Linked DNA regions of Mus musculus: region 2 is linked to region 1. A link is a loop called in an ENCODE intact Hi-C map of the cell type or tissue named here. Cell type or tissue: heart. All regions are shown on one strand. Links, peaks and the distances in the headings refer to the core of each region. The heading gives the core; the rest is flanking DNA. Region 1 holds the start of AU041133 (expressed sequence AU041133). Region 2 holds the start of Gm10777 (a long non-coding RNA gene).

Region 1 (15,842 bases), core at 5,262-13,261:
CCACCTGTGCTGGACTGGAGCAGAGACTCACAGCACACACCCCATCAGCAGCTCGGACCCCCCAGGTATTCAGACACATCCAGCTTCACAGGTGAGATCTTAAACCCCCGCCCTAAGACCAGTCATACCAGGAACCCTGCAACCCAGTAAAGCAGATTCCACACAGGTGCCTGCTGGCTCTGATTTGTGCCCATCTTCCACCTGTGCCCCACGAGAGTAGACCCATCCAAAACAAAACCAAATTTAAACAATACCTTTCTACTAATCCAGCCCTACGGAGGATAATAGAAGGAAAAGTCCAACACAAGGAGGAAAACTACATCCAAGAAAAAGCAAGAAATTAATCTTTTCACAACAAATCCAAAAAAAGAAAAACATATAAACATAATTCCAACTCTAACAATAAAAATAACAGGGAGCAATGATCATTGGTCCCTAATATCTCTCAACATCAATGGACTCAATTCTCCAATAAAAAGACATAGGCTAACAGACTGGATATGTAAACAGGATCCAGCATTTTGCTGCATACAGGAAACACATCAGAGCCAAAGACAGACATTGCCTCAAAGTGAAAGGATGGGAAGAAAATTTCCAAGAAAATGGTCCCAAGAAACAAGCTAGAGTAGCCATTCTAATATCTAACAAAATAAACTTTCAACCAAAAGTTATCAAAAAAGATGGGGAAGGTCACTACATACGTATCAAAGGAAAAATCCACCAGGATGAACTCTCAATTCTGAACATCTATGCCCCAAATGCAAGGGCATCCACATTTGTAAAAGAAACATTACTAAAGCTCAAAACACACATTGAACCTCACACAATAATAGTGGGAGACTACAACACCCTACTCTCACCAATGAACAGATCATGGGAACAGAAACTAAACAGAGACACAGTGAAACTAAAAGAAGTTATGAACCAAATGGACTTAACAGATATCTACAGGACATTTTACCCTAAAACAAAAAAATATACCTTCTTCTCAGCACCTCATGGTACCTTCTCAAAAACTGACCATATACTTGGACACAAAACAAATCTCAACAGATATAAGAACATTGAATTAACTTAATCTCATGTATTCTATTGGACCACCACAGACTAAGGCTGGTCTTCAATAGGAAAAAAAAAAAAAAAAACCAACAACAACAGAAAGTCCACATACACGTGGAAGCTGAACAAGTATCTACTCAAAGATAACTTGGTCAAGGAAGAAATAAAGAAAGAAATTAAAGACTTTTTATAATTCAATGAAAATGAAGGCACAACACACCCAAACTTATGTGACACAATGAAAGCAGTGCTAAGATGAAAATTCATAGCTCTGAGTGCCTCCAAAAAGAAAGGGAAGAGAGAATACACTAGCAACTTAACAGCTCATCTGCAAGCTCTAAAACAAAAAGAAGCAAATACACCCAAGTGGAGGAGATGGCAGGAAATAATCAAACTCAGGGCTGAAATCAACCAGGCAGAAACCAAAAGAACTATACAAAGAATCAACAAAACTAGGAGCCGGTTCTTTGAGAAAATCAACAAAAGAGACAAACCCTTAGCCAGACTAGCCAGAGGGCACAGAGACAGTATACAAATTAACAAAATCAGGAATGAAAAGGAAGACATATCAACAGAAACAGAGGAAATTCAAAAAATAATCAGATCCTACTACAAAAGTCTATAATCAACAAAACTAGAAAACCTGGATGAAATGGATGATTTACTAGACAGATACTAGGTACCAAACTTAAATCAGGATCAGATAAACCATCTTAACAGCCCATAACCCCAAAGGAAATAGATGCAGTCATTAAAAGTATCCCAAACAAAAAGAGCCTAGGGCCAGATGGTTTTAGTGCAGAATTCTATTCAGACCTTCAAAGATCTAATACCAATACTCTTCAAACTATTCCACAAAATAGAAACAGAAGAAACACTACCCAATTCTTTCTATGAAGCCACAGTTACACTCATACCTAAACCACAAAAAGACCCAACAAAGAAGAACTACAGATCAATTCCTCTTATAAATATTGATGCAAAAATACTCAATAAAATTCTCGCAAACAGAATCCAAGAATACATCAAAATGATCATCCGCCATGATCAAGTAGGCTTGAACCCAGGGATGCAGGGATGGTTCAATATACGAAAATCTGTCAGTGTAATCCACTATAAAAAAAGAAAAGAAGAAAAAAAAGATATGATCATCTCATTAGATGCAGAAAAAGCCTTTGACAAAATACAATACCCATGTTAAAAGTATTGGAGAGATCAGGAATTCAAGGTGTATACCTAAATATAATAAAAGCAATATACAGCAAACCAATGGCCAACATCAAACTAAATAGGGAGAAACTCCCATTAAAATCAGGGACTGGACAAGACTGCCCACTTTCTCCCTACCTATTCCATATAGTGCTCGAAGTTCTAGCCAGAGCAATTAGACAACAAAAAGAGATCAAAGGGATACCAATTGGGAAGGAGGAAGTCAAGTTATCACTATTTGCAGATGGTACGATAGTATACATGAGTGACCCCAAAAAATTCTACCAGAGAGCTCCTACAGCTGATATATAACTTCAGCAAAGTGGCTGAATATAAAATTAACTCAAACACATCAGTAGGCTTCCTCTACTCATCAGTAGGCTTCCTCTACTCAAAAGATAAAAGGGATAAGAAAGAAATTAGGGAAACAATACCCTTCACAATAGTCACAAACAATATAAAATATCTTGGTGTGACTCTAACCAAGCAAGTGAAATGTCTGTATGACAAGAATTTCAAGTCTCTGAAGAAAGAAATTGAAGACGACTTCAGAAGATAGAAAGATCTCCCATGCTCATGGATTGGCAGGATTAATATAGTAAAAATGGCCATCTTACCAAAAGTAATCTACAGATTCAGTGAAATCCCCATCAAAATTCCAACTCAATTCTTCATAAACTTAGAGCAATTCTCAAATTCATTTAGAATAACAAAAAAAAAAAAACTAGGATAGCGAGAACTAGTCTCAACAATAAAAGAACTTCTGATGGAATCACCATCCCTGACCTCAAGTTATAATATAGAGCAATAGTGATAAAAACTGCAGAAACAGGCAAGTAGATCAATGGGATAGAATTGAAGACCCAAATATGAACCCACACAACTAGGGTCACTTGATCTTTGACAAAGAAGCTAAAACCATTCAGTGAAAAAAAGACAGCATTTTCAACAAAAGGTGCAGGTTCAACTGGTGGTCTGCATGTAGAAGCATGCAAATTGATCCAAGTGGATCAAGGACCTCTACATAAAACCAAATACACTGAATGTAATAGAAGAGAAAGTGGGGAAGAGCCTCAAATACTTGGGCACAGGGGAAAACTTCCTGAACAGAACACCAATGGCTTATGCTTTAAGAGCAGCAATCGACAAATGGGACCTCATAAAATTGCAAAGCTTCTGTAAAGGAAGGGACTCTGTCAATAGGAGAAAACAGCAACCCACAGATTGGGAAAAGATCTTTACCAATCCTACATCCAAAAGAGAGCTAATATCCAAAATATACAAAGAACTCAAGAAGGCAGAGAACCAAATAATCCCATTAAAAAGTGGAGTACAGAGCTAAATAGATAGCTAATATCTATCCAATATATACAAAGAACTCAAGAAGTTAGACTCCAGAGAACCAAATAACCCTATTAAAAATCGGTTATAGAGCTAAACAAAATTATCATCTGAGGAGTCTCAAATGGCTGAGAAACACTTTAAGAAATGTTCAAGATCCTTAGTCGTCAGGGAAATGCAAATCAAAACGACCCTGAGATTCCACCTCACACCAGTCAGAATGGCTAAGATCAAAAACTCAGGTGACAGCAGATGCTGGCAAGGATGTGAAGAAAGAGGAACACTCCTCCATTGCTAGTGAGATAACAAGCTGGTACAACCACTGTGGAAATCAGTCTGGTGGTTCCTCAGAAAATTGGACATAGTATTACTTGAGGACCCAGATATACCATTCCTGGGCATATACCCAAAAGACACCACAATGTTCATAGCAGCTTTATTCATAATAGCCAGCAGCTGGAAACAACCCAGATGACAGAGGCAGAACTTTTAGATTTTGAGGGCAAGAGTCCAAGGGGGAGAAGAGGAGAATCGCCATGAGGAGGAGGCAGAGAGATCAGAATTAAAGGCCCACCAACATGTAAGAATCCAGTGAAGCAGCCCCAGGGTCCACTCCCTGCTTGGGTCTGAGAAACCAAAGATAAAAATAGATTTACAAAATGTTAGCTCAGGAATACTGGAGGGAAAATGTGCTAACCATGGGGAAATTTAGAAGTACCCAACCATTGAGCTAGGAAGGCATTTTAAAAATTAAACTGGCATGTGTATGTGTTTGTGTGTGTGTGTGTGTGTGTGTGTGTGTGTGTGTTTCATTCATGCATCCAGAGAACTCTTAGGCAGGTGCAGAGGAATTGAGCGGCCTGCTGGGAACAGAGTGGCATTTTACTATTTGCCGCTACATTCCCACTGTAAGGCCTGTCCAGAGACCCTCTTTTACAAGGGCCACCCAGTTACATAGGCCTCACTAAAGTAGCAACTCCCCTATACTGTCATCAGAGATCAAAAGACTCACACAACACAGACCTTGACAGCTGCTTTACACCCCATAAGAACAGAGTCACCATACCGGAAATCTGTATTTAAGTAGAAATTCTTTCAGTCAGTTTCCCACAGTACTTTATATTTCTCCTCCTAGTTGTATGGTCTATAGTGTAAACAGTCCATTACACACTCAATGTCTAGTGCAGCCATCCCTTTACTTCAGACCTGGACAACCTTAGGTCAAAGTCAAGTAGGAACAACAATTAAAACAGAAACAAGGAGGGATATATGGAGGGCCAGGAGAAAGAAAAGGGAAGGGCTAAACTAACTAATCATGACCTCAGAAATATATTTTAAAACATTGACATGGGCTTTATGGCCCTGTGTACCCAAGGGACTAACACTTTATATTAGAGTGCACCAAGAATATCTCAAACCTAGTTTAACTACAGTAATTCAGTTTCTAGAAGAAAATTCACTTGTTTAATCCATACTCTTGATTGCTCTAGTCTTCAGACCAAAAAGCAGTATTTATCAATAAGTTCATCAATCACCTAAAACTGATTACCTGGCTAATCTCTGATAAATGCAACTGCAGACAAAACTGGAAAACTTTCACCCTCATTCATGTCACCTCCCTTTCTCTACAATGACCTTTGACCTTGACTGAACTACAAGGCCTTGTAAGTGGACAACTGGTTCCAATTCGTTTGTTTGTTTGTTTGTTTGTTTGTTTGTTTGTTTTTCGAGACAGGGTTTCTCTGTATAAACCTGGCTGTCCTGGAACTCACTCTGTAGACCAGGCTGGCCTCAAACTCAGAAATCCGCCTACCTCTGCCTCCCAAGTGCTGGGATTAAACCACTGCCTGGCAACTGGTTCCAATTCTTACACAGGTCCCTGTGCATTCAAATCTCCCCAGCAAAAGTCTGAACTCCACTAGGAAACTCACTAAGTTGTCTCCTTCCTTTTTCCTGACCTGAAAACCTTACTCCCAGCACTGGGCAGCAGAGGAAGTTTTAGGTGTTCACCTCAATTCTTAACCACAGAGTGCAAGGCAAGCCTGGCTTCCTCTGCTGGATAGTTTTCTGTCAACCTGACACAGCCTAAAATCATCTGAGGGAAGGGAACTTCAACTCAGAAAATACCTGTATAAGATTCAGCTGTAGGCAGGCATGTAAGGTATTTTTAACTTAGTGATTAATGGGGAGGGCCCAGTCCATTGGAAGTGGAGCCATCCCTGGATTCTATAAGAAGTCAGACTGAGCAGATGCTCTGGAGCAAGCCAATCCAAAGCACCCTCTATGGACTCTGCATCAGCTCCTGCTTCCAGGTTTCTGCCCTGCTTGAGTTCCTGTCCTATCTTCAATGACAATCAGTGTTGCTGAAGTGTCAGCCAAATAAACCCTTTCTTCCCCAGCTTGCTCTTTGGTCATGGTGTTTTATCACAGCAGCCGAAAAACTAAGACACCTACATGACACATTGCTCTATAAATAAATAAATGAATAACTACTTGAAGAAAGTTGGATTAAATTATTACTAATTGAGAAATATTGGAGAATAGAAGCAAGTAGAGATTAGAGTAGTGATGTATGTAAAACAACTGAAAACTTAAAAGTAATACTATGGTGGTTTAAATGAGAATGGCACCCATATGTCCGTATGTTTGTTCATCAGGGAAAGGCACTGCTTGGGTAAATTTAGAAGGTGTGGCTTTGTTGGAGGAAGTGTGGTCTTAAAGGAAGTGGGTCATTGAGGGGTATGATTTGAGTTTCAAGGGCTTAAGCCAGGCCCATTGGCTTTCTGTCTTCATGCTGCTGTCAGTGCTTCTATTGCTGAGAAGAGACACCATGACCAAGGCAACTCTCATAAAAGAAAACATTTCATTGGGGCTGGCTACAGTTTCAGAGGTTTAGTCCATAATCACTATGGCAGGAAGCACAGCATCGTCCAGGCACACAAATTGCTGGAGAAGCTAAGAGTTCTTGGTCTTGATCCACAGGGAGCAGAAGAGGAAGCCTGTGTCACACTGGCCAGCCTAGTGCATATAGGAGACCTCGAAGCCCACCTCCACAGTGACAGACTTTTTCAACAAGGCCACGCCTACTCCAACAAGACTACACCTCCTGATAGTCAAGCATTCAAACGCACGAGTCTCTAGAGGCAATGCCTACACCACTCTATGCCAGATGCTGATACTTAGCTTTTAAAAGAGATAAAATAACTACAGATCACGTTAAAACAGATCAAGTTCATTCCTGGTAAAGTGAATGCCATTAATAAGAGAGTTTACGACCTTCCCTGTGTAAAATGTTATTTGCTGAGTGCTATATGCTGCTACACAAGCCACAGACAAATGCCCTGTGACTCAAACCTCTCACCACACTGAAGAGAGCCAACTAGCTTTGCACTTACCCATCTGAGAGAGTTGGAAAAGTGGAAATTTCATTGGACCAAGGTAACCTCCCCAAATTAAACATCCACCAATTTGTTTGCCTTCATTCCTATCATATGAATTAATGCATAAAAGTCACCTGAAACATCAGAACATTCTTTATAATGGAGACCAGCTTAAAACCCAGCTACTATCTGTTTCTGTTTCCTCCTGCAGTTTACACAGTAAACTATTCCTTCTATTCTGGTTTCAAGAAAGAGAAACACAAATCTTTGTCTTGTTACTGATCTGGCCAGCCCACTACATGGTTCAAATGGGTGTTTTCAGAACTGTGTGGTGTTAGAAACCTTTAATCCAAGAAATGAGGAGGTTGACTCAGAAAGGCAGCAAGGCCTTAGAAGACAACCTGAGTCAACACAAGAGAGCTTGTTGTAAAGGATGTTTACAAAAAGCCTGAAGGTGAAGCTGTTCTGGAATTAATGGGCCTTCCCAATGAGAAATCACACCACACACATCGAGATTAGTGAATAAAAAATCTCTTTATAATGCCAAGTCTCAAGCTCCAGTGAACAGATTTTGCAAACTTCTATAACTACACACTGCAGACTTATACATCCCACATATGCTGTCAACCTCTAGTCGTTCAAATAAGAATGGTGCCCACTAGCCAGGCGTGGTGGCCCATGTCTTTAATCCCAGCACTCGGGAGGCAGAGGCAGTCGAATTTCTGAATTCGAGGCCAGCCTAGTCTACAGAGTTCCAGGACAGCCAGGCTACACAGAGAAACCCTGTCTCAAAAAAACAAAAAAACAAAAAACAAAAGAAAGAAAAGAATGGTGCCCACAGGCTCATGGGTTTCAATGCTTGGTCATTAGAACGAGGTGTTACTTGACAAGGCGAGGACTTTTTTTGCTTTGGAGTTTGCGTGGCCTTCTTGGAAGAAGTGTGTGTCACTGGGGCTGGGCTTTGGAGTTTCAAATGCTTGGGCTAGGCTCACAGTCTCTCCTCCTTCCTGCTGATCTGGATTTAGAACTCTCAGCTACTTCTCCAGCACCATGTCTGACAATGTCCCACCATACTCCCCACCATGACCAAACCTCTAAAACTATAAGCAAGCCCTAATTAAATGGTTTCCGTCAATAAGAGATGCTGTGGTCATGGCATCCCTTCACAGAAACAGAACTTTGACTAAGGCACTGCTCCGATCTAATGGCTTCCTAGGACTGCTTTCTTATGCATCCCAAGACCACCTGCCCACGGCAGCACCAAACACAGTGGGATGGGAACTATTGCATCAATCATTAATCAGAAGAATACCTATCCATTGCTTGTTCCAAGCTCACCAAATTTGACCAGTATACCTACTGAGTCTTCTCCTAACACCCAAAGACAGATTCTAAAGCAAACCTAAATTCTCTTAACCCTCAGATTTCATCTTGTGCATAGGCATACACACATGTAAATTTCTGAAAATCTGTCAAGTTTAAGACTGGCGAGATGGCTCAGCACTTAAAACCACTTATAAAAAAGCCGATGACAAAAGGTCATCATGAATGAAAACATGAGCACACAAGACTGAATAAACAGCACAGTGACACCGTCTGACTTCTAAATTACCCTACACCTGCAATAAAGACTGTGCTGTTTGAGACAAACAGAACATGAGAGAACAAGCACACTTAGGGCAAAAACACAATTAATATTCGGTCGATTTTGACAACTTATGCAGGGAAACACAGTGAGTCTGGCCTTACTAACACACGTGATTGGTCCACCGTGGCATCTACATGCGAATGTGTTAATGACACAGACTTTACACTGCGCAGAGTTAACTGAGATGGATGCTACACCCGAATGTCAAGTGCCAGGTTCAGAACTTCTGGAAGACTAGGGAAACTAGAGGTCTGCCAGCCAGCCACTGCCTCCCTTGACAATGACAGCGCGCATGCGCGAGCTCTGCAGCCAGCCCAGAATGGTTTATAAGCCCAGCTCCCGCTTCCCATGCGGTGCGCAGGCGCAGCCAGGAGACCTAAGTCAATGAGAGGTCCCGCTTCCACCTGCGGGACCACAACTCGGGAACAAACGGAATGACACCGACGCCGCGTCTCGCCGCCAGTTCCCGCACCCCGAGTCAACCCCACACGGGCTCCCGCGGATCTGCTCCTCCCCGCGTGGGGACGGCGGCCCCGCTCACCATGGCGCGGATTCGGACCTCGCCCCACTCTCCTCACAGCTGCGGGAAGCAGGGTCACTGCGCCCAACATGGATGGAGGAGTCTTCCTCTGCCACACACCGGAAGTGCCCGCCTCCATTCCGATTGGTGTTCCGCCTCGAGGCCCTGATTAGCTGGTGAGGCCTGAGTGACAGGAGCAGATCCCTTAGCGACTGAGGCTGTGAAGGGACGCAGCACAGTCATTCTCAGCCCTATCCTCCACCCCAGGCACAGAACAGATTGGCCTTACACCTGGACTGCAAAGTCGTCCCTGCACCTAGTGGGAACTTCTCCTTCATATAGGTCTCTAGCATATGCAGATCATTAAACAAGGTGTAGTGGATTGATCCCCCTGCCTCACAACTGAAAGAAAGCCCATTTCCATTCAGGTCAGATTTAAACTACCGGATGGATATTTACCAGGTATCAGCAATTTCAACAAGGCACACCATGGATTGCAAACACCTCTCTCAACTGCACGTCGTTGAACAAACATAACAGTGCCCCAGCCTTCTGCGGTGGCACTGCCTTATCATGCAACCTTGTGATGTAGAGGCAGGGCATCAGTAGTTTAAAACAGCCTGGTCTATGGCACAATACACCACCAATTCTGGTCCAGGGAGGTATCAGTATAAGATGATGATGGCTCATGCCAAACAAGTTTATTAAGAAGTGCATGTATGATACACTGTTTGCAGAGGGAGAATCAGTCAGCAGAAACCAATTCAGCAATGCTGACAAGAAAAATACAGGATGCCTCAGATTGAGCACAGGTGGCCTTGGAGCTTATAACCACGGCCCCTCAGGCCAAAGAGCCAGGTTCCCTTGACTCCTTCAAGACCTCCTGAAGCACCAAAACAGACCTTGCCAAGTTGACCTTTGGCAAGAACATAAAACTAGCACCTCTAAGAAAGTCTTGGATGGCAGGAGACGGGTGTTAAATCATTCTTAAAGTTGTTTTCTATGTGGGCATATTAGAAGTAAGTTCAGGGTGGCCAAGGAAGAGACCAGCATTGCCATTTTAGTGTCTGGAAAAAGAAAACGTTACTCTTCATCTAGAAGCTATGTTCCTGCCCTAAGCAGAGGCTTTGTTGGTTTTTATTCTAAAGAGGTGGTGGCTGTATCATTTCCCCTTTGGCTTGAGTCTCACCTCAGTCTTATTCATTTGGATAGTCTAGAAAGAATTGCTGCAACGGATATGGAGAAGTAAGAGAAAAGACGTGCTGCTCCAGAGACAAGTGGATCTTTGAGGAAACTAAGGTTTTACCGGGATAGGGAAATTAAAAATATTTGAATTTCTTAATCCAAAAACAAGATTAATAGTACTTGATGGAAAATACTCATATTTGATTTGTTAAACATATATCCTTTTGTCTCTTCTATAAATGCTGTTCCTTTTAAACTCATTTAAGATGTCATCACTATGTTCTGTGTTGAATCAAGAAAGTACAATGAGGAGGGGTACCTGTTTAGTGTTAGTTGATTCAATAATCCTTAGCCAGACTTCAAGTACAAAACAAATAATTATTGCATTTATTTCATTATTATGGTTTAGGGTGAGACCTTTGCATCATAGGTATGGGTCCTTGGCCAATTCTCATTGGAATGTTAGGCCAGAGATTCTGTTCTCTTGGTCATGGGGATTTCCATTTAAATATGTTATCACTTTTAACTTCCCTCCTTCCCACAGCTCCTAGAATCACTTAGCTGAAAGATCAGAGTTCTCAAAACACTTTTGAGATCGTTGGACTCTAGAAAGGATAAAACGTTCCAGGCAGTCAGCTTTCTCTCTCATTTCTTTAATTTTGGAAGCTGCTTGCTTACACTTTGTACATACTCAGGTAATTATTCCTTCTTGGATGTCTATTGGGGTTGAAGACTAGACAAAGTCTCCCATATACGTTTAAAGTGTTTAGGATTTAGGAAAATGTATTAAGCTCTATACAATTATGGTAAAGAATGATTTAAACACAGAATTTAAACTCACCAAAATAGAATAGATTATAGAATACTTTATCCAAAGATTCCAAACAGAAAGAGCCTTTTATTAGCTAGAAGGGGAAAATGAAGACATAATGTTTTGTGCCCTGTGGGAAGATTATCTCTGTATTATTCAAATGCTGATATCTCTGGCCCCATATCTGGTTTCAAGCCTTATTCAAAGTATCTCCAGCCTCATTGTTGCATAAGTACTGCTCACTATTTATTCCCTGACTTCTGAATAAAATCTTACCAGTCAATTACTGAACAGGGGAGAGAATCTCTGCAGCATTAGACTCCTTTCCCACTGAGGGAAGACAAGGCAGCCCAGATAGGAGAATGAATTCTACAAATAGGCAACAGCTTCAGGGACAGAACCTGCTCCAGTTGTTAGGGTGCCACAGGAAGACTGACCTGATGTGTGGGTTTATTTCTGGTCTCTGGTTCAATTCCATTGACCAACCTGTCTGTTTCTATACCAATATCATAAAGTTTTTAACACTATAGCTCTGTAGTATGCTTATAACCAGGGATGGTGACTCCTCCAGAAGTCATTTTATTGTTTAAGATTGTTTTAGCTATCCAGGTTTTTTTTTTTCCATATGAAGTTGAGAATTTCTCTCTCAAGGTCTGTAAAGAATTGTGTTGGAATTTTGATGCATTGAATGTTAGATTGCTTTTGGTAAGATGGCCATTTTCACTATGTTAAAGCTACCAATCCATGAGCATGGGTAATCTTTCCATGTTCTGACATCTACCTTAATCTCCTTCAGGAACTTGAAGTTTTGTCATACAGGTCTTTTGTTTGCTTTGTTAGCGTTACACCAACATATTTTATGTCATTTGTGGCTATTGTGAAGGATGTTGTCTTCATTTTTTTTTCTCAGTCCATTTATCATTTGTAAAAAGGAGGGCTACTGATTTCAGTACGTTAATTTTGTTTCCAGCTACATTGCTGAAGGTGTTTATCAGTTGTAGGAGTTATCTGGTAGAATTTGGGAGGTCACTTATGTATACTATTATATTATCTGTGAATATTGAGCAATTCTGTCTCTTCTTCATTCCAATTTGTATCTTGTTATCCCATTTACGTATCTTATTGCTCTAGCTAGAACTTCAAGTACTATATTGAATAGATAGGAAGAAAGTGTACAACCTTGTCTTGCCCCTAATTTTATTGGAACTGCTTTAAGCGTCTCTCCATTTAATTTGATGTTGACTATTGGCTTGATTTATTTTGTTTTCATTATGTTTTATGCACTTGTATCACTGACCTCTCCAAGAATTTTAACACGAAGAGGTGTAGTATCTTGTCAAAAGACCTTTTCAGCATCTAATGAGTTGGCCATGTGACATTTTTGTTTATTTATATGGTGGAATACATTGATGGATTTTCATATATAGAACCATCCCTGCATTCCTGGGATGAAGCCTTCTTGATGGGATGAATGCTGTGTTCTTGGAGTCAGTTTGTGACTATTTTATTATTTTTGTGTTGATATTCATAAGATAAATTGGTCTGAAATTCTTTTTCTTTGTGGAGTCTTTGTGTGGTTTAGGTATCAAGGTGACTCTGCTATCACAGAATGAGTTTGGCAGTGTTCCTTCTATTCCTATTTTGTGAAGTATTTTGAGGAGTAATGGTATTAGCCATTCTTTGAAAGTTTGGTAGAATTCTGCACTAAAACCATGATAACTTTTTCTTACTGGCATGAGGCATAAAAAAATTAACAAGTAAATTTATCAGGTGATCCACTTTTTTGATATATGAATGGATACTTGTATTCTCCTCCTTTTCATTGGAGACCAAGGAGAAGAAAGTATGTTTGGTGTCTCCATATTTAAAGATGTGACTCTGGAATACTTTTGACCTCACTGAATTCTCCTTGTATTTTTGTCTGTCTGACTTTAACCTGTCTGTGCTTGAACTTCATGTAGGCAAACTTCTGGAATGTATATATAAAACTTCACATTCCAACAAGACAAGTAAGCTTTTAGTGGGTGTGCATTAGAGAGTGTTTGGCTACCTCGAAAGATAACCTTCAAATAGTCCCTTTGAACATTTCCTTAATGCCAGGTAGTGGTGGTGAACACATTTAATCCCAGCACAAGAGAGGCAGAGGCAGGAAGATCTCTATGAATTCAAGGGCAGCCTGGTCTACAGAGTGAGTTCTAGCACAGCCAGGTCTATATAGAAAACCCCTGTCTCCAAACAAAACATATTTAATTGACCCTCTTCTCCAATTTTGTAATCCATCAACCTTGGTTACAATCTTCAAATTAAATACAAGTAGAATATGAACAACCTCGGACTTAATCCTGCCCTGTGAGATATCTTTCATTAAATCAGGCTGCCTAAGTTAAAAAAGATAAAGTCGGATTAAGTACCCACTCATAGTTTAGGGACCAGAGGACACAGAAAACATCTAAGTTAACTGAGGAGACTATATTAGAATGTTCTCTGTAGTTTCTTTATGTCCAAGCAACTAAAAAATGAAAATGAAATCACAGTTCCCAGGGCATGCTTGGGCAGACACAAGAATGGTCATCACCAGGGGAAGAGAGGAGTCATGAGTGTCTTGGGAAAAACAGGCAATGGAGATTACCAGTGGGGTCTAAAGGTGTGAGGAGAAGCAGTAAGACTCAGTGTACACTGTATCTGAAGCCTCCAGCTGTTATAGCTGCTCACTAGCAGCAGCTTGCCTAGCACCCAGCAATCTATTCTTTCGGTAATCTTGGGATGTGTGCTATCCCAAGAATGGCTCTCTAGGCTGGTGCAAACCACATGAGTCTTCAAATCTAACAATTGTAGTGGATTAGGACCTTTGTTTAATATCTGGATATCTGTTGGAGGCAAATAGTTAAGAACATTTGCATAATTTCAAATAAAATAATTTTCTGGTAGTATATTTGAGGCTACAAAAGGGAAGACCACAATAGTGAAGGACATTGTAAAAATTCTAGAAGATCTGGAAGGTAATCTTCATGTGCAAGCTGATACATGTGCACCTCTAAAGAAATTTCAATGTGCCCAGAAGTTTTATGGAAAAGCAGCAGTGTAAATAAGCAAAGTTTAGTGATTATTAAATTCTCATGGTTCCATATAACTCAATGTCAGGTAGCTGATAAGTTACCTGAAGACTTTCCTCTAAGAAAGAAGGCAAGGAAACAATGCCTTAACAGATGTCACAATTTTAATTATAGCCACGTGAGAGCTATCTTGTAGAACTGTCCATCCATTCACTTAGTTTAGCCCTTGCTACCTTGGGGCCCAATTAAACCCATTGCATTTAATTTATCCAATTGAGCAGCAGCATCTCCTACCCTAAGGCCTGGGACAAGGAAAAGGGCAAGAACAAAACTCTTCAAATGTACTGGTTTCCCTATCACCAGTTTTCGTCTTATAGGGCTGGAGAAGGGCATATCTTTCAGACCTTTCCATTGTGGGGAATTAGGTTTTACATAATGTATCCACTCTAGCATTGCAATTTCCCTGAACCTTAAAATCCCTTTGTCAGCACTAAGCCAAGGGATATCAGGCAATTCCAACTCCTTTTCAGTAGGCCATCTTCTGATAAAAGTTTCAGCCAACCATTCAAACAAACTTCTGAAACCTTTAAAAAAAAAAAAAAAGACAAAACAAAACTGTGTGAGCTTCCATATTAAACCTAGAATCTCCACTCAGAGGGCCCAGGTCAATAAACTCAGCCTGATCTAGTTTTATGTTCCTTCCACCGATATCCCACACTCTTAAAATCCATTCCCACACATATTCCCCAGACTTCTGCTTGAATGAATTAGCAAACTCATTAAGCTCCTTAGTAGCATAGAGCATTTCCTCGTGGACTACACTTTCTACCTCCCCACTAAGGGCCTGCTTTGCCTTGAGTCTGGTTATAGGTCTAGAAGAAACTATTGGTGGGCCTTAAGGAAGATCAGTATTGTTTTGCCTGGCATTTTCTTCAGAGAAAGTCACTGTTAGTTTATTAGACTCGGAGGGATTAATTTCCTCATGTGAAAGAGGCACTATTTCAAGGGGAGGGGCTGAGGTTACTCTTCTTCAGGTGAGGAAAACCCTTGAGAATCTGAAGATTCATCATTCTCACCTTCAACGGGGTTTCCCCCCCCCCCTCACATCCCTACCCCAAGTTATAGGATCCCATTCTTTTCCAATTAGTGCCCTTACTTTAACTGCTGACACCCTCTGAGGCTGAGACTTGAATTTTCGCTGTACTTCAGCCAACCTTATAATGAGGGCTTCAGTTTGATTTCCTGCAACTCAAGCTCTATGGCTGCTGGAGGGAAGATTCTCTTCAAGGGCACACTTAGAAACCTTTAGATTGTTTATTTGCATCTGGAGCCATTCAATTTTATCATACAGCTCATTCTTTTCAAGTTGTCCAGAGATACTAAAAGCAACAAGCCAGCAAAATCATTTTCCTTGTTTTCCCCAAATTGTAGAAAATTGTGTATACCAGGTCACCTAATTCATTGCCAGTTAAAACTGATGGATCAAAATAATCAGAGGCATTAGCTTCTTTAAGTTTGAAATCTAGTTTCCACCACAGGCCTTCAATATTCTGAGCTTCTGGAGAGAGAGTGTCTGGAGAGCTTTCAGTAGTTGAAGGTAATGATGAATTAAAAGGTGCTGGAAAATTATTAAGCC
Region 2 (15,842 bases), core at 4,306-12,305, 130 kb after region 1:
TGAAGGGGTCATGAAGAGCAGCTAAGGCTTGGCACTGTGAGAGTTCATGGAAGGCCATTGGTGAAGATGCAGCCTCAGTTGTAGTTGATCGCCCAGGACTGAAGGGAACATGCAAAGGAGTTGAGGCTTGGCACCATGATGAGAGCCTATGAGAGACTATTGGTAAAACCTAGTTGCAGTGGAAGACCCTAGTATATTGGAGATGCCACTACCATGGGGATGATCACCAAGAACAGCAGCAGCAATGGAGTGGATCAACCTGAGCTTAGAGTGCTACAGAGAGCAGAGCTGAAGAAGTGATGCTGACCCTTTGGAGGAGTCCAGAAGATCATGTTTGGATCCCAGGCATTAGAACAAAAAGGTATAGTATTGAAGTTGCCTTGAAGGCCCCAAGATGTTTGAGATGCCAGAGCCATGAGATATCTGCTGAGGAAAGCTGCTAAGAAAGAGTGGAACCAGCCCAGAAGAAAGAAGTTTGTTGCAGTCAACAAAGATGAAAAAGGAGTTGGAGATCTGAAGACCACTTTGACATCAGACATGGAAATGTAGAGTCTGGGGTTTGCCCAGCCAGTTTCCTGTCTTGCTTTGGAGATTACAGTTAAGTGACTAGATGGATCTCAGAAGAGACTTTGAACTTTGGACTTTTAACATTGTTGAGAATGCTATGGGGATTTTGGAAGTTGGATTAAATGTACTTTTTATTATGCTGTGGCTAGATATGGCCCCCATGGACTCATATGTTTGAACAAGCCTATGGGGGCCAGGGAGTGGAATGTGCTTGGCCCAGAAAGTAGCCCTATTAGGAGGTATGGACTTGTTGGTGTAAAGGGCTGCAATATATGTGCCGCCACTAGATGGTGCTAAACCATATAAAGCTTATGCCAGCTTTTGCCCAACCCCTGGGGGCTTTAACCTATCCCCAGGGTGCATGAGGATCATGGGTGTTGCTACCAGTCCTAGTTTAGACACGTCACCAAAAGTATTTAAGCCACACACTTTCTGAGCCTTCTTTGTCTACCTCAATATGATATAGAAGTAAAAGTTAACCGTGGAAGAATCTGGTGTGTCCTGTGTTTATTTCCCGCGGGACGGGGATAAGCTCGGGATATGTTGGAGTAGGTATGTCACTGCAGGTGTGGGCTTAAGACCCTCATCCTAGCTGCCTAGAAGTATTCTTCTAGCAGCCTTCAGATGAAGGTGTAGAACTCTCAGTTGCTCCTGCACCATGCCTGCCTAGATGCAGTAAAACCCTAACTAAAATACAGTTCATTATCAAAAAGTTAGAACAGAAACCCAAGCCAGGCCGGGCGTGGTGGTACACGCCTTTAATCCCAGCACTCGGGAGGCAGAGGCAGGCGGATTTCTGAGTTCGAGGCCAGCCTGGTCTACAAAGTGAGGTCAGGACAGCCAGGGCTATACAGAGAAACCCTGTCTCGAAAAACCCAAAAAAAAAAAAAAAAAAAAAAGAAACCCAAGCCATGGAAGAATCTGGAGGCAGAGGCCATAGAAGTTTGCTGTTTTCTGGCTTGCTCCCCATGGCTTGCTCAGTCTGCCTTCATACAGAACACAGGACCAATAGCCCATGCATGGCACAACTACATTTGGCTGGGCCCTCCTGCATCAATCACTAATTAAGAAAACGCTCCACAGCCACTGTCTTAGTTAGGGTTTTACTGCTATGAACAGACACCATGACCAAGGCAAATCTTATAAAGACAACATTTAATTGGGGCTGGCTTACAGGTTCATAAGTTCAGTTCATTATCATCAAGGCAGAAGCATAGCAGCATCCAGGCCGGCATGGTGTAGGAGGAGCTGAGGGTTTTATATCTTTACCCAAAGGAAGCCAGGAACGGACTGGGCATCCTCGGGCAACCAGGAAGATCTCCAAGCCCACCCCCACAGTGACACACTTCCTCCAACAAGGCCACACCTTCTAATAGTGCCACTCCATGGGATGAGCATATGCAAACCATGACAGCCACTTTTTAGTCTTTGTGAATTTCATATCATGTACCCCAATACCTCTCATCTGCCTGCCCCTTTGTTTCAGCCCTCTGCCCTTTCAACTCCCTCCACCCCAGAAAAAAATCTTGTTGTGGAAGCCATTGTGTATGTAGCACAATGTGTCTCACAGTATAAACTTTTGTCCACACATCTGAGTTGCAAATGTTCATTGCAATGAGTGACTGATCTGGTTTGAGTCCTCTGGCCTCTACTACCTCCCCGAATCCCCCTCGGATATCCTGTTGTCCTCTGTTGTGGAGATCCTGGAACTTTAAATCTGCAAGTGAAGCCCCCTTCATGTGCCCCAGCAGTTCAAAGATGAAGTAGATGTTGGGTTGACTTAACTCATAGCCCTGGATATTAACCTGAGTGGTAGCTAAGTTGGTCACACCAACAGCTCACCCACACCCATACCACCAGGGCCAGCTTTACTGTCCTGCTTAAGCAAGGCATAGGCCAAGCCCTCCCAAGTGCTGCAGCCACTGAGTGGCAAGGCCAGCTCTCCTGCTTGATATAGGTGGCAAGGGCTGGGGCGGGGGTAGTCTCTCCCTCCAAACAACAAGGAGGGGCAGGACCAGCACAGACCAGGGATGTCTGATGGCTTTTGGTAGTAATACAGGCCATGGACATCTACATGGACACCTGCTGCTGCAAGCCCTCTGACCCGGACATGAGCCTCAGCAGCTGCACAGGCCAGGACTTCACCGTGGCCTCAGGGACATAGCATTCTACTCACGTCGGGCTGCTTTTTTCACCTTTGCATCTGTTGAGCCACTGTTAAGGCCAGAAAGTTGTGCAATTTCAGGAAGCCAATCTGGAGCAAGAATGAGGCTGAAACATGTCCAAATCCCAAAAATCTTGTCCTGAGACCACCAGGAGGTAGGACTGTTCCCTCCTTCGAGTCTGCATGTTCTAGTGCACATAGGCTCTACAACCCCAACCCTCTGCCACCCTGAGATAGCTACATAGCCTGGAGACCAAATTGCACATTTAGCTTCCTCTCTCCCTGAGGACACGCCCAGCAAGCGCCTGGAATTCCTCTTCATGCTAATGGAGTGTGCCCAGCACCTCAGCACAGCTAATGATGTACACTCACTGAAAACCCACCAACCTCCCAAAGTCCATATGGCCCCTGCTACCCCCAACAAAGGAGGGCTGTTTCACTGAGAATCTCTCCAAGGCTTTTTCTCCCCTGCATTCAAGCTGGCTGGATCCTGCAAATACACCCCACCTGCATAAGCTTCTTTGCTTTCATTCCAGGCATGTGGATATCAGTGCCTGGTTACCCTGAGAGAGGAAACAGAGCCAGGGAATAAAGCCTAGGTCACCTGATCTGTACAAGCTGCTCTTAAAAAGTCACCTGCACATCAGCTTTCTACAGCAGGTATTCAGTGGCTAGTCACACAAGAGAACCACTGTGACCATGAGAACTGGACTCAACAGGTAGCAAGGTCCTCTTCTCTTGAAATTACAACTGGAGGAAGTTTTGTCTGTCTGTTTCAAATGTATAATGTGGCCACTACATGTTTGTTTCTGACTGGTCTTAAATATTTGCATATACAATGTTCTACATGTTTTGGTTATAGATCAATGGCTTATAAGTTATTGGGTATGGTTAAAAACCTGTAACATCTGTATCAAAAAGTTAACTTAAAACTCCTAACTCAGGGTGGGAGCCATTCTGGGCAGTAATACTGGGCATGAGCTAACCAAGAAAACGTGTCCAAAGATACTTTAAAATAAGGAAAAGATTTTATATAATTAATTTCTGTCCTGTCTTAAAACCCAAGGGTGTGTGTGTGTGTGTGTGTGTGTGTGTGTGTGTGAGTATTAAAACTGCACCTCCATACAGTCATGTACAAAACAAAAAAACAAAAACCTTTACAACTTTGTAACATAAAAGTAAGCCAGTTGTTACTGATTTTGGAAACACTGAGTTGTTTACACTGTTAAATCTTGGTTTTGGCCAGGCGTGGTGGCGCACACCTTTAATCCCAGCGCCCGGGAGGCAGAGGCAGGTGGATTTCTGAGTTCAAGGCCAGCCTGGTCTACAAAGTGAGTTCCAGGACAGCCAGGGCTATACAGAGAAACCCTGTCTCGAAAAACCAAAAAAAAAAAAAAAAAAAAAAAAAAAAAAAAAAAATCTTGGTTTTGCCTTCTAAAAATGACTGTGCTCTCTGACTTCACCCTTTACACAGGTACTTTTTCAATACTGGAAAACATACAATTGAGAAATTTTAAACTTCTTTTTAAAAAGTTTAGGAATTTTACAAAAAAAATTAAAAACTGGACATTTTAGAAACAGCAAATTTTTTAATTTATAAGGCTATGAGACAATTTAAAGTTCATCAGATATTTTATTGTAATGACCTTATCAATATATGATCTTGATGGATAGATAAATAAGACTAATAAATATCACAGCTAAACACCAGGCCACAAAATTCCTATCTTATGAGGCAACAGAATAATGACTTTAGACAGTCTGATAAGGAACTTGAAACAGTTTCTCAACCTATGGGTTGAAACCCTTTGAGAATCAAAAGACCTTTCTGCAGCGGTCCCCTAGTGTTGCCAGACTGTCATATGTTTGTTTTAAGGTTGTGGTCACAACAACATAAAAGAAGAATTATGTTAAAGGATTCCAGGATTAAAACACTAAGAATCACTTGCTTAAAAATATGTCTCTCTGGGCTGGAGAGATGGCTCAGTGGTTAAGAGCACTAGCTGCTCTTCCAGGGGTCCTGAGTTCAATTCCCAGCAACCACATGGTGGCTCACAACCATCTGTATTGGGACCCAATGCCCTCTTCTGGTGTGACTGAAGACAGCTAGTGTATTCGTATAGATAAAATAAATAAATAACTTTTAAAAAAAAATATGTCTCTCAGGCTGGAGAGATGGCTCAGTGGTTAAGAGCACCGACTACTCTTCCCAAGGTCCTGAGTTCAAATCCCAGCAACCACATGGTGGCTCACAACCATCCATAATGAGATCTGGCGCCCTCTTCTGGTGCATCTGAAGACAGCTACAGTGTACTTAGATATTATAATAATAATAAATAAATCTTTAAAAAAAATATGTCTCAGCCGGGCGTGGTGGTGCGCGCCTTTAATCCCAGCACTTGGGAGGCAGAGGCAGGCTGATTTCTGAGTTCGAGGCCAGCCTGGTCTACAGAGTGAGTTCCAGGACAGCCAGGGCTACACAGAGAAACCCTGTCTCGAAAAACCAAAAAAACAAACAAACAAACAAAAACAAAAACCAAAAAAAAACATTTCTCTCTTTACCTATCTATTCCGACTAACACAGACTGACTTAAAGATACATGTCTAACCTTAGCTTAGAAAAAGCCTCTACAAGACTGGGTTGTAGGTAGACCTGCAAGGCATTTTTTTTTTTAATTAGCAATCAATGGGGAGGACCCAGTCTACTGGGAGTGGTGCCATCCCTGGGCTGGTGGTCCTGGGTTCTATAAGAAAGCAGGCTGAGCAAACCATAGGGAGCAAGCCTTCCATGGCCTCTGAATCAGCTCCTGCCTCCAGGTTCTTTCCCTGTTTGAGTTCCCATCCTGATTTCCTTCAATACTGAACAGTGATGAGGAAGTATAAGCCAAATAAACCTTTTCCAACCTGTTCTTTGGTCATGATGTTTCATCATAGCAACAGAAAAACTAAGACACCTACCTACATGACACATTGTTCTAAAAAAATAAATGAATGAATAACCACTTGCAGAAAATTGAATGAAGTTCATAATAAGTGAGAAGCACTGGAGAACAGAAGCAAATAGAGACGAGAGCAGTAATGCACGTACAAAAATGATATTGTGAAAGTGATACTGCAGTGGTCTGAGTGAGAATGACCCCCGTAGGCCCCTATGTTTCACTGAGTGGTCATCAGGGAGTGGCAATGCTTGAGAAGGATCGGGACACGTGGCCTTCTTGGAGGAAGTGTGGTCTTAGAGGAAGTATGTGACTAGGGGCGTGACCTGAGTTTCAATAATTAGTCAGGAGGGAGTGGCACCCCTTGGCAGAGAATAGGAGGGGTGGTGTTGTAGAAGAAAGTGTCAGTTGGGGTGTACTCCGAGGTTTCAAGGGCCCAAGCCAGGACCATTGGCTTTCTCTCTTCCTGCTGCCTACAGTTCCAGATGTAGAACTCTCAGTTAACATGCCTGCCGCATGCCACCACACTCTTGACCATGATGACAATAGAATAAATTTCTGAAACTGTAAGCAATCCCCAATTAAATGCTTTCTGTTATAAGAATTGTCATGGTCTTGTCATAGCAATAAAATACAGGCTAACTGTATTAGTTAAGGTTTCCATTGTTGTGAAGGGACACCAAGACTACAGACAGCAATTCTTACAAAAGAAAACATTTCATTGGAGCCAGCTTACAGTTTCAGAGACTTACTTAGTCCATTATCATCATGGCAAGAAGCATAGCAGCATCCAGGCAGACGTGGAGCTGGAGAAGATCCTGAGAGTTCTAAGTCTTGGTCTACAGGCAGAAGAAGAGGGGGACCGTGTCACACTGACCACATTTGATCATAAAGGAGAAGTCAAAGGTCACCTCCACAGTGGCACACTTCCTTCAACAAGACCACACCTACTCCAACAAGGCCACATCTCCTCATAGTGCCACTCCCTAGGAAGCAAGCATTCAAACACATGAGTCTATGAGAGCCATATCTATTCAACCCACCACACTAAGTCACATATTGAAACTTGGCTTTTAAAAGAGATTAGAAATAAATAAAAGATCAGCTAGATATTTTTACTTTAAAACAGAATAAATTCTTTCCTGGTAGAGAAAATGCATTCATAGGTGACTATCTGGCCTGGCCTGTGTAAATATTAACTGCTGGGTGCTGTACACAGGCCAATCAATACCCTGTGTCTCAGTCCCCTACCAGAGTGAAAAGAGCCAACCAGATTTGCATTTATTTACCCACATGAGAGAGTTATTCAATTGAAAATTTCATTAGCCCAAAATAATATCCCAAAATTGGACCCACCAATTTGGTTTGGCTTCATTCATATGGTCTGAATTGATGTATGCTAGTAAAAGTACACAGAAAGTCACTCACCTGACACATCAGCACCTTCTTTATAACAAAGACCCCAGCAGTTCACTGAATTAAACAACCTATAATTCAGCTATTGCATAGCCTGTCTCCCCCTGCAATGGACACAATGAACTTTTCCTTCTATTCTGGTCTCAAGGGAGAAGCCATATTCCACACACAGAGCCTTATGGACAGCCCACGACATGAGTCACATAGATTTTTTTTTTTTTAGAACCGTGTGATGTTACAAACCTTTAATCCAAGAGTTGAGGATGTTGACTCTGAAAGGGAACAGGGCCTGTATAGCCACATAGTGGGATGAAGGCAACCTGAATCAACATAAGAGACCTTCTCATAAATTTATTTTTTTAAAAGCCCTACCTGGACTGGTTGGGCCTCATGTTTTACAAAGAACATCAGCTATGAACAAAGCTGTCTCAGACTCTGAAAGAAGACAAGTGGTAATAGAAACCTTGGCATATGGAAATGCAAACACTGAATATTTAAAAAGATATTAAATCATTAAAGGCAGGGGCAGCGCCCATGTACAAGTGGATAAAGGAGACAACTGATATTGTTCTAACATGCATCATGCTAATATCATTTGTTACTAGCATTAACATGGTGGCACAAAATTATCCATAGCTCCTGTTGCAGAGCATCTGATGTCCTCTTTAGTTTTCTGTGGGTACCAAACACCCAACTGATGAACACATACATTGAAGCAAAAACACTCATGCACATGAAAGAAATTTAGTAAATAAAAAACACATACCCTCATAACACTTACATGTCCCTTTGAATGAATACAGGAATACCTAGAAATGTGACAAATGTCTGGAGCCAAAACTGTAACTATGTTATAAAAACAATCAATGAAATCAACCAAAGTAGAGAAATTCAAGGATTGTAGACAAGAAGTCTCAATATTATTTTAGTGCAGAATCTGAGCTATAGATCCAACAAATGAAGAGTCTAACGATTCCTGCAATGAACGACAGAAAACAGATGACAAAACATCATCATGAATGAAAACATGAGCACACAAGGCTGAATAAACAGCACAGAGACACCGTCTGACTTCTAAGTTACCCTACACCTGCGATAAAGACTGTGCTGTTTGAGAAAGAATAAAAAGATCAGCAGAACATAAAAAAACAATTAGAACAAAATCGCAATTAATATTCGGTCGATTTTGACAACTTAGGCAGGGAAACACAGTGGGTCTGGCCTTACTAACACACGTGAATTAACACATGCGAATGTGTTAATGACACAGTCTTTAGACCTGCGCAGAATTCACTGTAGATGTACCCTACGCGTGAATGTCAAGTGCCTAGTAAGAACTTGTAGAAGACGCTAAGGAAACTAGAGCTCTGCCAGTCAGAACACTTGTCTTCCCTGACAATAAAAGCCGCGCATGCGCGCGCCCTGCAGAATGACGCGAAGAGTTTCCAAGCAATTTCTCAGGCTGTGCGCAGGCGCAGCCAGGGGACCTGTGCCAGGGAGAGGTCCGGTTTCCGCCTGCGAGGGGCAAAGACCCTCAGTAACCTCAGGTGAACGAACGGAATCACACCGGGCGCCGCGTCCAACAGACGGTTCCCGCACCCCGGGACAACCCCACACGGGCTCCCGCGGATCCTCCCCGCGTGGGGACGGCGGCCCCGCTCACCATGGCGCGGATCCCCAGCTCGCCCTCTCTCCTCACAGCTCCTAGCAGCTGGTCTCAGCACGGAACCCGGAACCACCAAAGCCTCCCTCAGAAACACAGCGGAGCCTGCAGCATGGCGGACCGGAAGTACCCGCCTCCATTCTAACTGGCATCCGTATCCAAGCCCTGAGTGGCTAGTAAGGCCTTGAGTGACAGGAGCGGCTCCCTTAGCTACAGTGGCTTGCATAGACCCAGCATTGTGGTACACAGCCCTGGGCGGCTCCACCCCAAGTACAGAACTGTCCTACTGGACAGACCTGCAGAGAGACTGTAGAACTTACACCGTAGTGCAAACTTGTCCCTGCACTATTTCTGCACACAGTAGGCACTACCTCGTGTAGGCATAGGGTGTCTAGCATACACATCGTTACTCTGTGTGCACTGTGTGATCCTCCTGCTCACAGCTGAAAAGAGGTCATATTTAAGCAACCTGATTGATATTCATCAGGCATTAGCAATGTCTATAAGACTCACTAAAGATTGCTCGAATGTCTCTCAACTGAACACTGTTGGCCAAATATTAACACTTTCCCAACTTTCTGTGGTGGCAATGACCTTTCATGCCACCTTTTGGGAGGTGGAGGCAGGGCATTAAAAGTTTCTGGTCTGAGACCAGAAACACAATTATGGTCCCCAAAGGGGAGATTCCAGGGTGATGACCTAGGATTCAAAAATTAAAAGTTTGGCATCGCCCAGCTATGGTGATGCATACCTTTAATGCCAGCACTTGGGAGGCAAAGGCAGGTGGATCTCTGTGAGTCTGAGGCCAGCCTGGTCTAGCCTTTCAAAAGTGTGAACTCTGGCTGTGAAGATAAGGAATGTCTGTAATGTGATTAATATTCCATTCCTTAAAGAGCTTCTTATACGTTTTACTACTATAGGCTGGTTCGCTCTCAGTTTTGATAGAAGTTGGCAGCCCATAACAGCCAAAGTTTGTATAAGAAGAAAGCATACTATGAAGCATTCTCTGAGGACTGAGAAACTACCCAGAATTTTTTTTTTTTAAGTATCAACAAAAATGTACAGGGATGGCGTCTGTGATGTTTTGTATATCCTTGGACCAGGGAGTGGCACCATCTGAAGGTGTGGCCTTGTTGGAATGGGTGTGTCACTGTGGGTGTGGGTATAAGATCCTCACCCTAGTTGCCTGGAAGTCAGTCTTCCACTAGCAGCCTTTGGATGAAGACATACAACTCTCAGCTCCTCCTGTGCCATGCCTGCCTGGATACTGCCATGTTCCCAACTTGATGATAATGGACTGAACCTTTGAACCTGTAAGCCAGCCCCAATTAAATGTTGTTTTTTATAAGACTTGCCTTGGTCATGGTGTCTGCTCACATCAGTAAAACCCTGACTAATACAGCGTCTGTGGCACAAGAACAAAGAGAATGACATCCATCTGCCACAATTCATTAGTATTTTTACCTCTGTGATTAACTACTGCTATTTGACTAAGGCATTAGGGAACACAAATAGGATATTCCTGCACAATTGTCCCATTTGTCCAAGTAGGATGTGACACATGAAGTCTATGAGCATCAGTGGATAGGTGTTGATGTTCTTGTTCTGGAGAAGTAAAAATAAAACAGATTAATGCATCAGCTTGCTATTCCCTTCTGCAGTAAAACCAAGGTCAGACTGTCTGAGAATGGGTAATAAACAAAGGATCTGGGCAGGCTTTAGCCAGATTTTGTAGTTCCATTTGTAACAGTAGCCTATCAGGAAGTGAAGACGAAATTAAGGCAATTTCTATTTCTGGAAATAATCCTACAACATAAGCAGAACAGCATAAGCAGAATGGTTATTAGTGAACCATCTAAGGGTAGGGCTGTTGGTACTACAACAGTGGCCCTCCCATATAAAACTGGAAACTCAATCACTGTGATGTCCTGTGTTTGGACAACTGGCACAGCCTGAAGTTCTTTTTCAAAACATCAGTATCTTCCCAAGAGGCATCTACCAGTTCATCCCGAGTTTCATCAGGGTTGGCCTCTAGCACTGAGGGAATATTAATCTGATCTCACCCCTGTTGTAATAAATCTTGTCCCCATAATTTATGACTATGTCAGCCACATAAGGCCTTACTTAACTTGACTATTTGTCTTCCCAGTCACTTAGGAAACTCTTTTATCTGAGATAACTTTCTAATTCCTAGAAACTGTGTATAAACCTTTTCAAGTGGCCATTCTGAATTCCAAAATGTTTGTGAAATGAGTTACATCAACTCCTGTATTCACCAAGCCTTCTACCTCAATACCATTTACCTGCGATTTTAATTCTTGCCTCTTATCATTAACAACTGCTTGCCAGAACACACATTTTCCAGTACTTCCAAACTCTTGGGGTTTTTTTTTTCCCCTATGGGAGTGTTTTGCATTTGATGCAGGAAAACAGCAGCAGCTGAGCAATCCTATCACATCCTATCAATCCTATCATTTGCTTTTTTTTTTTTTTTACATAGGTCATAATTTGAATTTCTCCTTTGAAATCTTCATCTATAATTCCTGAATGCACAATGAATCTTTGGAAAGTTAACCCAGTCCTTTCCAAAATCATCCCTATTATCAAGGCATGCAAAGGACCATAAACTCCAGTAGATATTTTATAACATTGAGGTTTTAGAAGTAGAGTAAGGTGTTTATCTATGGCCAGGTCTAGAGTAACACTGCCTGCAGAAGCATACATTACATTTGCAATACTTAGTTAAGATTTTTCTGCCTGCTTGCTATTTCCTGGCTGACAAGAGTCAATTAGCTCGTACTTTTTGTTGTGGGGTTTCAAGTCAAGCCCCCAAGCAATCTCCTGACTGTAAAAATTTGCCTGGGATATCTGCTGGACCAACACTTCAATAGTAAAGGGCAACCCTTAACACATTGCCTGCACAATTCCAGAAGCCACTACCCTTCAGGATGCCTTGTTCACTTTTCCTGCACAAAACCCCTTATTTCTTGCAATTAATGCACCAGTCATCTTGAGAGCTGAGATCTTTAGTACCTTGGTTACACTTTCTTTGCAAATGACAGTATATCCCACAATCCAATCACCAGGCCTTTTAATATTGAAGACCTCCAGTTACTCCTTCACCTATGCTATTAGCCTGGTACACATTGGAACAATATCAGTTGTATCCTTTATCCACTTGTACATGGGTGCTGCCCCTGCCTTTAATGGTCTAATAAGTGCTTTTAATATTCAGTATTTGTATTTCCATATGCCAGGTTTCTATAAATGCTTGTCTTACATCAGGGTCTGATACGGCTTTGTTCACAGCTGACATTTTTTGTACAAAAAAAAAAAAATTCAGTGAAGGCTTCGCCAGACCTTATATAGTCTTTGTAAACAAGGTGAACCTTTTCTGAGGTCCTCAAATTTGCCCCAAGCTCCTAACATTGCTAATCAACATTGTTCTGTAGTAGCATCATCAAACTGAATCTGTTCCTTTATATCAAGTCAGCAACTGGTCCTTGACTAGCCTCCTTCCCCTCGCTGTATTTCACTGTTCAGTATTTACAGCTTCTTCCCTCTACTACATCAGCCATTGCAATTGTGGGCTGGCCTCTAGTGCAACTGTCACCAGTTCCTTCCGGTCTTGGGGAATAATTCTTTTTTGAGTAGGCCAGTTTTTACAATTGCTTTCATATAAGGTGAGGACATCCCCTATGAAATTGCAGCCTCTTTAAAACACTCTAGATCTATCATTTCTAGAGGTCACCATCCTATATCACAACCTTGTTCCACCCCATTAGAAAGCATATCCTAGCAGGCATACTGGGAGATGGTGGTGATTAGGTAACCTACACCCCCACCTCTGGTGGTACAGCTAGCTCAAGATTAACCCTTTCCCTCAAAATGGGCTATTTCAGCAGACTGTTCCGCCTTTTCTGCCTCTCTCTGACCTGACCACCCTCTTGCACAGCTTCTCACCCTCTTTCCTCCTATGAGAAACTCCTGCCTGTTTGCAGTCACCCAGACTGAGGTTTTGCTGTTGTTCTCCCTCTTCCAGTGTTTCTTGCTTCCCAAATGCTTCAACTTCCATCCACAACTTTCCCAGCATCCCTGCCAATTCTACAGCCCTTTCAGAAAAGAGCAGAGAACCTTTTTGTCTTCCCATTTCTGCCTTTTTTGTTGTTGTTGTTATTTGGGTCCCTCATATCTACCCACAATTTTTGCAAATGCTCAGTCATTCTCCCAATCTTCTTTGAGACAGAATAAAGGTAGGAAAGAAGAAAAGAAGAAATTTCCCGTGGGAGCAGACCATGGAATTTTCCAATGACAGCTGCCAAAATGTTTTGCTGTTATCTTGAAACAAAGATCCATCCCTTCATCCACTACTGTGTCCTCTAAAGTATTTGAAATCAAATTTCCCATTCTGATTGGTCCCAGTTATAAGCACCAATTATAGCCGGTGTTTGCTACTTTGGGGATTCTTATTTCTTCCACCCTTCTCCACCCCACTTTTCTTCCCTTATACCACCCCTAAAACTAAACAGGAGAGAAAGAAATGATAAAGGAGAAAGGAAGCAATTTTTATTAGACTACTTCCTGCTGACTAGGGGTATCAGGTTCCTTAGGGCAAGTCTGATCTTTGCCATCAGGATATGTAATTTCTACTTCTCATTTCTTTCTGCGGTACTACTTAAAAACTGACAAACTGCAACCAACACCAACCAGCCACTCACACTGCCTCTTAGAGCCCTAGCATTTATATAAACTCTGAAAAGTCCCCAGAATTCCAAACATCACACAATTCCATAAATTATCTGCTCCTGGCGAAAATCATACCTCTGATGGAGCAAGAGGCAAATCATACACAGCTTCTATGAACAATCTGAAGCAGTCCCATATTCCCACACCTGGATTTAAAACAAAAACCTATTCACTTAACATTTCTGTTTTTTAAAGAACCCAAAATTACAAACTTCTCACTACATTCAGATTATTTTAGGAAAAGAATCCATAAAGGGAGAGATGGTTGTTTGGTTGGGGCTTTATTGTTGTCTTGAGGGTTTGTTTGATTTTTATGACACAGGATCTCTCTACATAGCTATGCCATCCTGGACCTCACTATGTGGTCCAAGCTGGCCTTGAATTCAGAAATCCACCTGTGTCTCCAAGTGAGGGATTCTAGGCATGCACCTCTATATCCAGCTGAGATGTTTGTAAAATGACCTATCTTATAATCAGAGAGTGAAAGGATAATGGAGGATCTTGACCCAGCTCACAGGTCAATCAACGGGGTCTGCAAGGGAGAGAGTGAGGATGGAGGGGCAAGAGACACGAAGAATGGAGACAAGACAGTCTGCCTGATCAAGTCTATTGAAAGGCAACTATGGATATGTAAGCACAAGCTGGGGAGTGCAACTGGAGACACTTAACCACAAGTTTAGGATGTGTCTGAGAAAAACAGGATGTTATCAGAGTGTGTTCAGCTGTGGTGGGCTGCTTGTATAAACATCATGCTAGGAAAACAAGTCTCTCATCAGGGTGGAAAAGTACCAACCTGTAAGTAAACAGCCTGAGATGGCTGCAGAGATGATAGCAGCTTTCTGCTAAGAGTCAGCAGTCCTCTTAACAGGATCTAAATAGGAACCATCATTATTTTGATGAACAGAGACATTTCTTGAAATATTACAATGTATTAATTGGTAAATCATTTATGTTCTGAATATTTTCATTTTGTTTGCTTTAATTTCATCGTTAATAAATTTTACCTGTGTGTATATAACTATCCTCTGGTGTGCATGTTCCAGTCAGATGACAACTTACAGGTGTCTACTACCTATTTACTCTTTTATTCAAATTATTGTGTTCCTCTATCCTTGGATGACAATTTGTATACATTTTGAAAAGAAGGCAATATTTTAAAGATGAAACAGCTCCACTAATCTTACATAAGCACCAATGAGATGTCTCAGTAGGAAAATGTGTTTGATATGTAAGTCTTTACTGCACTTATTAGATTCATGGAGTTTCTTTCCAGTAGAAATTCTTTCATAACCTTAAAGAAACCAGTAACACGCAGAGGCAGTATCACATTGATTACATTTGTCAGGTTTCTCTCCAATTTATATCTTTAATGTATCTGAAGTTTACACTAACGTGCTTTACTGAATCAATTGTATCCATAGGGGTTCTCTTCAGAATGACATTTTTTGTGATTATGAAGTCTACTCGAATATGCGAATGATTTACCACAATGATTATTCATAGTTTTTCTCCAGAATGATTTCTTTCATGTCTATACAGATTACTGCAATATGCAAAGGCTTTACTACATTGACTACATTTATATGGCTTCTCTCCGGTATGAGTTCTCCTGTGTATTTGAAGACTATTTTGACTTGTAAAGGGTTTCCCACATTGACTACACTCATAAAGTTTCTTCCCAGTATGATTCCTTTCATGTATTTGAAGACGCCTGAGACATGCAAAGGCTTTAGCACACTGATTACATTTATAAGGTTTCTCAATAGCATGACGTTTTTCATGATTTCGAAGACTACTACCACTTGCATAGGCTTTACCACATTGATTGCACACATAAGGTTTCTCTCCAGTATGAATTCTTTCATGTATTTGAAGAAAACTGCGACTTGCAAAAGCTTTACCACACTGATTACATTCATAAGGTTTCTCTCCACTGTGAGTTCTTTTATGCCTTTGAAGACTACTGCGACATACAAAGGTCTTACTGCATTGATTACACTCATAAGGTTTCTCTCCACTGTGACTTCTTTCATGAATTTGAAGACTACTGGACCGTGTAAAGGCTTTACCACATTGAGTACATTTGTGCAATTTCTCTCCAGCATGATATTTTTCATGTATATAAAGGTTCCTGTGATTTGCAAAGGCTTTACCACAAAGAGTACATTTATGTGGTTTATCAAGAGTATGATATTCTTCATGATTTCGAAGATTTCTACAACGGGCAAAGGTTTTACCACACTGATTACACATATAGGGTTTCTTTCCAGTATGAATTATTTCATGCCTGTGAAGACTACTGCTACAAACAAAGGCTTTACCACAGTGATTACATTCATAAGGTTTCTCT

What was found. A loop is a pair of places that touch in the nucleus more often than their neighbours do. Peaks named below come from ENCODE experiments on the same cell type or tissue, not always from the same donor. Only the 100,000 strongest peaks of a DNase experiment are listed, where the experiment ranks them.
Region 2: it touches region 1 in a loop (5-fold over the local background); 1 of 42 quality-filtered maps calls a loop at or near these places.

Annotation. Positions count from the first base shown.
Region 1 is chr10:82,121,435-82,137,276 of GRCm38, reverse strand. It overlaps AU041133 (expressed sequence AU041133), which reads right to left and starts at 9,264. Exons shown (of 4, transcript NM_001163064.1): 1 at 9,179-9,264. The coding sequence starts at 9,181. In heart, for the core only: no CTCF peak of the experiment used is centred there; DNase peaks (open chromatin) are centred at 9,046 and 9,286; H3K4me3 peaks cover 1,304 bases; H3K27ac peaks cover 826 bases.
Region 2 is chr10:81,990,022-82,005,863 of GRCm38, reverse strand. Gm10777 (a long non-coding RNA gene) reads right to left here and starts at 8,941. Exons shown (of 4, transcript XR_003948919.1): 1 at 8,747-8,941. Gm19802 reads right to left here. Exons shown (of 5, transcript XM_030245429.1): 5 at 13,291-15,842. The coding sequence ends at 14,990. In heart, for the core only: no CTCF peak of the experiment used is centred there; a DNase peak (open chromatin) is centred at 8,519; H3K4me3 peaks cover 387 bases.